2 separate regions of the Homo sapiens genome follow, and region 2 is linked to region 1. The links are chromatin contacts, found by Hi-C or POLR2A ChIA-PET in ENCODE. All regions are on one chromosome and are shown on one strand. The core of a region is the stretch at or near the end of the contact, and the rest is flanking DNA. Distances in the headings are between cores, read along the strand shown.

Region 1 (3,276 bases), core at 309-2,808:
CACCTGAAAACAGAGTTGGGGCTACTGAATTCCCCACAGTCTAAAACAGATCCTGATCTCCAAAGAGGGGAAAGATATATATATTTAAGGAGACATGATGCCTCCTCTTTGAATTTCTAGTTCAACATGGAAAGACTGAATGTAAACAGGGGGTAAATCCTCAAAAAGATGAACTTCCTCCCTCATCATCTTACTCCAGTGAACTCTGTTGAAATAGCAGTAACCATAGGCATACCTGTGGACTGTTTGTTGCCTAGGCTCTCCTAGCCAGCATGCAGAATAGAGAGGACAGTAGTTGTTCAAATGGGTAGAAGATAGCAACAGGAGCATGTGGGGTACATTAGTGTCTCACGCTGTGGGTCCGCCAGCCTAATTCCTATCCCATGCCCGCTTTTCGCTAGCCACCTTCTGGCCAGGGTGGCTTTGTGACACAGCTCTGACGGATAAGATAAAACAATGTCTATGTGCTGGGGTCTCTGGGAAATTTTTTGTTTTCCTGATAAAAAAGCAAAAAATGGGCTAACATGACTCATTTTGCCCTTTGTTCTTCCCCCTTCTCCCTGCCTGGAACATGAACAGATGTGATGTTTCAAAATGTAGCAGCCACCTTACAACCACAAGGCAGCAAATATGAAGACAAATGCCTCCAAGCCAAGGATGGTGGTGAAGGAGTGGTAAAGACAGACGAGCCTGGGTCCCTGATACATTAGGGAGCTATTTTCCCAGCCCTGGACTGCCTACCTCCCTGGCTTTTGTGTTGTCTGAGACAAATAAATGTCTTTTTGTTTAGCTGAGTATTGGTTGGGTTTTCTTGCCTTGGAATGGATTCCTGAGAAATAAATATAGCATGCAGCCCAAAGCTTTACACGATGTGAACCTTAATTGCAACATTTACCACAGTATCTTATAATCACAGTTTTATTTCTTTTTTAGTAGTCATGACTTTTTTGTAGGTAGGACTTTGGGCTTATTTATTTCTATATCTACAGCATATACTAGGCATTCAGTAGAAGTTAGATGAGTGAACCCACTTCATTTGATAAATTGTGATGAGTGAACTTGCAAATCAGAAACCAGTGCTATGGAAAGATTTCCCCAGGTGTCTGGTTCAGTCAGGAGAAGGGTGACGCTCCTGTAAGGAAACCAGGTATACCCAAGAGAAATAAAAACTCATGAGTCATCACATGGACTTTTGTGGTTTCTTTTATTTCTGGGTGCATTATGACAAAAACAAATAAAATATGCTAATACATTTTAAAAACAGACATTTTTTTCCTGATAATGAAAACACATGCTCTTCTCAAACATAAAATTAACCTTAATAGGAGAAGGAGTGATAGGAAAAACAAAACAGAGAAAAGGGCAGGATAATTTTTCTCTCCTTATTAACTTGCTGCTCACTCATGGAATGAGCTTTTCTTTTACCAGAAAAATCTAGGCATTTGTGTTGAAGACTCTAGAGCAATGACTGATTAAGAAATGCTCGCTCTTGATCTTATCGGCTGTATTCAGGGAATGTTCAGTGGCTGTGTCACGTCGCAGATGTGCTTGCAAAGGTTATTCCTCAGGACTGTGTCTTTCCCCATCTGCCTTCTCTGTTGCCTGTGGCTGATTCCATTTTCTTTAGCATCACAAAGCTCCTGAGCCAATTTACCCAAAGGCTTTTTGTCATTTGTATTTCAGCTGCCACTTCTCTATGCAGTTTCTATTTTAAAATGCTTATATAATAACTTTGGGTCTGCTAGGGTCTTTTGCCTCTGAAGATTTTAATCAGATTGGCTTGAATACCCATTTTATGCCCTGTGGAAAAACCCACTGTCTTCTCCAAGATGTCTCCTAATTCCCAGGAGACTTCCACTGTTCTCATGGACACGCCTGGCTTCCACTTGTTACTGCTGATGAATTTGTGCTTTCCACTCTACCTGGACTAATACCTTATTTTTACTTTGAATCAGCAGAATTGTGGAACTTTGTCCCTTTATCTCATTTGTATTTCTGATTTGAATAAATCAACTGATTTATAGCTCTAAATACAAATAACATGGAACACTTCTAAGTACGGTGTAAAACTTTGGTGGATATGTTTTAAGCACACTATAGTTGGCACTGGCATGCCAGAAATGCTCCAATGACCAGTTACAATAGGTGATGGAGAGGTAACCTTGCACAAGAGAGCCACAGTCCTTGTCCCTGCAGAGCGGCAGACAGAAACGCAGGAACCAGTGAGGAATGGAAGTGCCAGGGTAGGATACGGGAGGCCACGGGAGCCAGGAACACTCTGTGCACTATGTCAGCACATGGTTGTGAAAGAGGCTGTGTAGTACTGTTTCTTATGCTGATCAAACAACTCAGCTGAGTTGTAATCTCACTCAAGTTCACTATTTCTTATGTATTGGATTTCTTTACTATGTAATTTCTGCTTAGAAGCTCTAATAATTCGATCAATCTTGGAAAATCTAACCACTAGTATATTAGCACCATCAAAAATCATGCATGTTGTAGAGAAGTTGGTTATTATGATATGTACTTATATGTTCCCAGAAAGAAAAATGCTCCAAGTTTTGTAGCAAAACTTGATTTTCTTAAAACCTTAAGTAAACACAGGATAGACCTTATGTCTTTGTATGAATTATCTTTTTTCAGTTTTAACTTATGAGCAAATGGCTAAATTTTTTTCTTCTTCGTCTTGCCAGCTCTCTGTGTGTGTGTTTTGATAAAGGTGGGCTTTAGGGCCATCTAGTGGCTTCTTGAATAGGAAATTCTAAAAATTACCATTAAGCTGAATAGGAAAACCCCCACCTTCTCTCACCAAATATTCTCTCTTTAAATTTGTTACATATTAGCTCTTAGGAGTTTAAAGACAGATATTGGAAAACTTGTGGTAGTTCATATATATTCTTTTTCTTTTTCCAAATGAAATGTTACCATATTTGCATTTCCTTTCAAATAACATGAACACTGTAATGACCCATGTGCGTTCTTGGATTTTTGAGCACTGATGGAATGCTGGCATCTTGTGGATTGGTTATGAAGTTTTAGTCTATCCTGGCAGCTTTGAAGTTTATAGCCTCAACCTTTGTATCTTTCATAATATCCAGTTCAAAAAAAAATCAGCCTAGGCCTTCACATTTATGCAGTGTCTGATGATTTTAAGGTTGTGAAAGGAAAATAAATCTCAGGACCCCAATCACTAAGCCAAAAAGAAAAGTCAAGCTGGAAACTTCATCAGGCAAACCTGCCTCCCATTTTATTTCTAAGTAAGATAACTACAAAGAT
Region 2 (3,210 bases), core at 632-3,131, 380 kb before region 1:
GAGACAGGGTTTCACTATGTTGGCCACCCTGGTCTCGAACTCCTGACCTCGTGATCCACCTGCCTTGGCCTCCCAAAGTGCTGGGATTACAGGCATGAGCCACCGTGCCCAGCCTGGGGTCTCTTTTATAAGGACACTCATCCCATTAGTGCCATTAGCTCTGCCCTCATGATCTGGTTGCCTCTAAAAGGCCCCGCCTCCTAATACCATCACCTTGGGGCATCGGATTTCAACACATGAGTTTTGTGGAGCACAAACATTCAGAACATAGCAGGATCCAATGATTAATTCATTTTGTGAATTGTTACTTGCAGTCCTATAACTATGCCACAGTGTTACCTTAGAACGTTAATTAAATGTGAACTGCTCTTCCAGGCCAACGATAGTACAAAATCTACAACAATTTTTAGTTTCAAGTATTTTACCTGACACACTGAAACTTTTCCAAAGCATGAAAACATATTTTTTAAATGTTCTTCAAATTGAGTGGATTTCATCTTTCTCCAGTCACCTACTTAGAACTGAAATACTCATGTTTGTTGGGGAGTACAGCCTCAGCTTTCAACTCATGAGATCCAAAGAGACAGTGGAACCAAGTAGCTCTCTTTTTTTCTTTTTTTGTAGGTGAGTCAGAAGCCAGCCTGTGTGTTACAGAAGGAAGTTCTCCCCTCTGCCTATGAGCTCGTTTTACATCACCCAGGAGAATCTTTCAGACTCTAATCATATTGGCCAAGGTTCTTCCATCACTAGCATGACTATTGACAGGAGAAAGTATCAATAGAACAGGACATGTTCAGATTTAGAAGGTAGAGCAGAGTGAAACAAAGTGAGTGTAATAATTCCTACAATAGGCCGGGCTCGGTGGCTCACGCCTGTAATCCCAGCACTTTGGGAGGCCGAGGCGGGCGGATCACGAGGTCAGGAGATCGAGACCATCTTGGCTAAGACGGTGAAACCCCGTCTCTACTAAAAATACAAAAAAAATTAGCCAGGCGCGGTGGCGGGTGCCTGTAGTTCCAGCTACTCAGGAGGCTGAGGCAGGAGAATGGCGTGAACCCGGGAGGCGGAGCTTGCAGTGAGCCGAGATAGCGCCACTGCAGTCCGGCCTGGGCTAAAGAGCGAGACTCCATCTCAAAAAAAATAAATAAAATAAAATAAAATTCCTACAGTAATTTTTATGTACTTCATGGTAGTACATAAAAATTGTGAAAATGAATATGCTGCGTGGAGTTTTTTTTTCTCCCAGTGGACACACAACATTGAATGATTCATTCACTGTTGGAGCAGAATTTTTTACCCTGGATCAATTGTGTGCCTTCCTGATGATACTTTAATAGAACAAGTGGGCACAGAGTGACAGATGATGACGGGAGGCTCAGACACAAAGTAGAACTACTGTTGCCTGGAGCCAAACAAAAATTATACCATTTAAAAACTCAGAATCCAAGAGCTAATATGTTGTCCACAAAAGAACAAAAGGCAGAAAGTTTATGCTAAAATGAGGTAAGTTATAAATGTCAGTAACTCATAAAATGGGTATGTCCCATTGGGACCTAAAGAGTTAATATATAAAAGGAAACAGATTGAGGTCAGGTAGCCTCATGAAAATCTCAAATGCTGTGACACAGAGACAAACGTGGTACTGACGACTCATACCTGGGCTTGATCCAAGAGGCCTTTTCGAAAGTAGAGGCCTTTGTCTCTCCAGACCTGAGCCTCCTTTTTTGAAAGGGACTCTCTCTGATGTCCATGGAGTTGAAAGAGAAGCTCTGCTTTATTGGAGAAACTCCTTTCTACAGAATCACCTGCACGAAGGCAGACATTTGCAGGGAAATGAGACTGGCTTATATGATTAATTCTATCAAATGGATTTAAAATTAATCCACAGAAAGATAGAAAGAGGAAATGACACTCTGACAATAGCAGGTCTTCATGATGTTCTTTCCCCCATAATTTACTCCAAGTGAAGGTAGAAACCAGGACACAGAACTTTTGTCACAGATGGAAAAAGAAAAAGGGATGCCAGTCATTTTGTTCTAATTCATTTGCATTAAAAAAAAAAATCCTTCCCTCCTGGTTTCCATAGCTACTCCACCCCCTCAGTCTTCATTTGTAACTTGTCTGAGGGACAGGTCAGGGACTAGTGGCACCGGTGCCTTCTCACCCCCACCACAGAAGAGGGTGTCAGAATCACATGCCCTGCATGATGCTAATCACCCCAGCGCCCCCGACAACAGCAAAGCAAACCCAAACAGAACCCTCTCAACCTAAACAATCTTCCTTTCCCCTTTTAACTCTGAAGCTCTTATAAAAAACAGATATTTCAAGGATGTCCTTTAAGCTAAATACAAACTAGAACATTGAGGTAAAACACAATTATCTGCCCTAAAGTAAAAATATAGATTTTTAATATTTCCAATAAATATATTTCAAATCACCAGTTTGAGGTGTGGAATAAGTTCATATTTATTTTAGTGTTGAAACCATAGTAAGTGGAAAAAAAAAACCCTCTAGGTTGACAAGAAGACCAATCTTTCTCCTAGGATTTCCCTCCCCAGTTGATTTCTAGGGACCCTCAAGTCCATCCTGGTGGTTTTTGGTCACCACCACCCAGGAACACATTCTCTGGTCCTCACTTCATCTTCTCACACCTTCCTGAAATTGTTCCTGAAGACTGTTTTCTTTCCCATGACTATTCATTCCAAGTGTCAGTAGCCTTCCCTCTCTTAATGTTCTCAAAATAGAAAGAAAGGGATCCAGGCAGGGATATTAACAACTCTTTACTGAATGTCCAGGAATGTTCATTCTTGAGAACCTCAGGCCCTGAGTAGAACCTCAGGGTCTATGCCAAGTTCCTGACAAGCTCACATGGCATGGGATGATCTCATCCCCTACTAGGGAGAAACCTCTGGAGCCAGGGCCCTAAACCCCTCTGCTCCTTGTAAACAGAAATGTAAAGGTGTAATGAGCAAACACATGCAAAGACCTTTGCACACCTGGTACATAGTGCTTAATAAGAGATAACTGCTACAATAAAGATTAGGAGCTAGAAAAAGGCAAAATTTGCCTTTGGTTGTCATTGCTTCTTCTTTCTTTGATTCCCTTCCTTCCTTCATCTCTCTGCACCACAATATATCTAATTTTTAGCCCCTCAGTGCCTAAAGTCCCCTAGGTACTGCCCCAGTAGCTTTCAACTTCTGCTCAGTTAAA

Evidence for each region. Hi-C counts contacts between places; a loop is a spot of excess contacts on that map. ChIA-PET counts read pairs that join two places held with the same protein, here RNA polymerase II (POLR2A). Pooled maps may share reads with other maps.
Region 2: a loop to region 1 is called in a pooled map, with 2.4 times the contacts of the local background. The contact joins the promoter of LINC02156 here to the enhancer-like site in region 1. A Hi-C loop is called at or near these places in 22 of 168 maps with a recorded cell type or tissue (B cell, CD14-positive monocyte, CD4-positive, alpha-beta T cell and 15 more), 15 of 37 single-sample maps with no recorded cell type and 21 of 50 pooled maps. POLR2A ChIA-PET finds 5 or more read pairs at or near these places in 4 of 52 experiments (CD4-positive, alpha-beta memory T cell, IMR-90, activated B cell and 1 more).

The regions. Positions count from the first base shown.
Region 1 is chr12:47,032,218-47,035,493 of GRCh38, reverse strand. No RefSeq gene overlaps it. Among named protein-coding and RNA genes, the nearest start is that of PCED1B, 46 kb to the left of the region's middle. Within about 2 kb of position 1,558, at least 7 of the 41 ENCODE cell types and tissues checked have a DNase peak (open chromatin) inside an H3K27ac peak, as active enhancers do; they include PC-9, where a contact is called at or near this core.
Region 2 is chr12:47,413,679-47,416,888 of GRCh38, reverse strand. It overlaps LINC02156 (long intergenic non-protein coding RNA 2156), which reads right to left and starts at 1,881. Exons shown (of 2, transcript NR_149087.1): 1 at 1,657-1,881.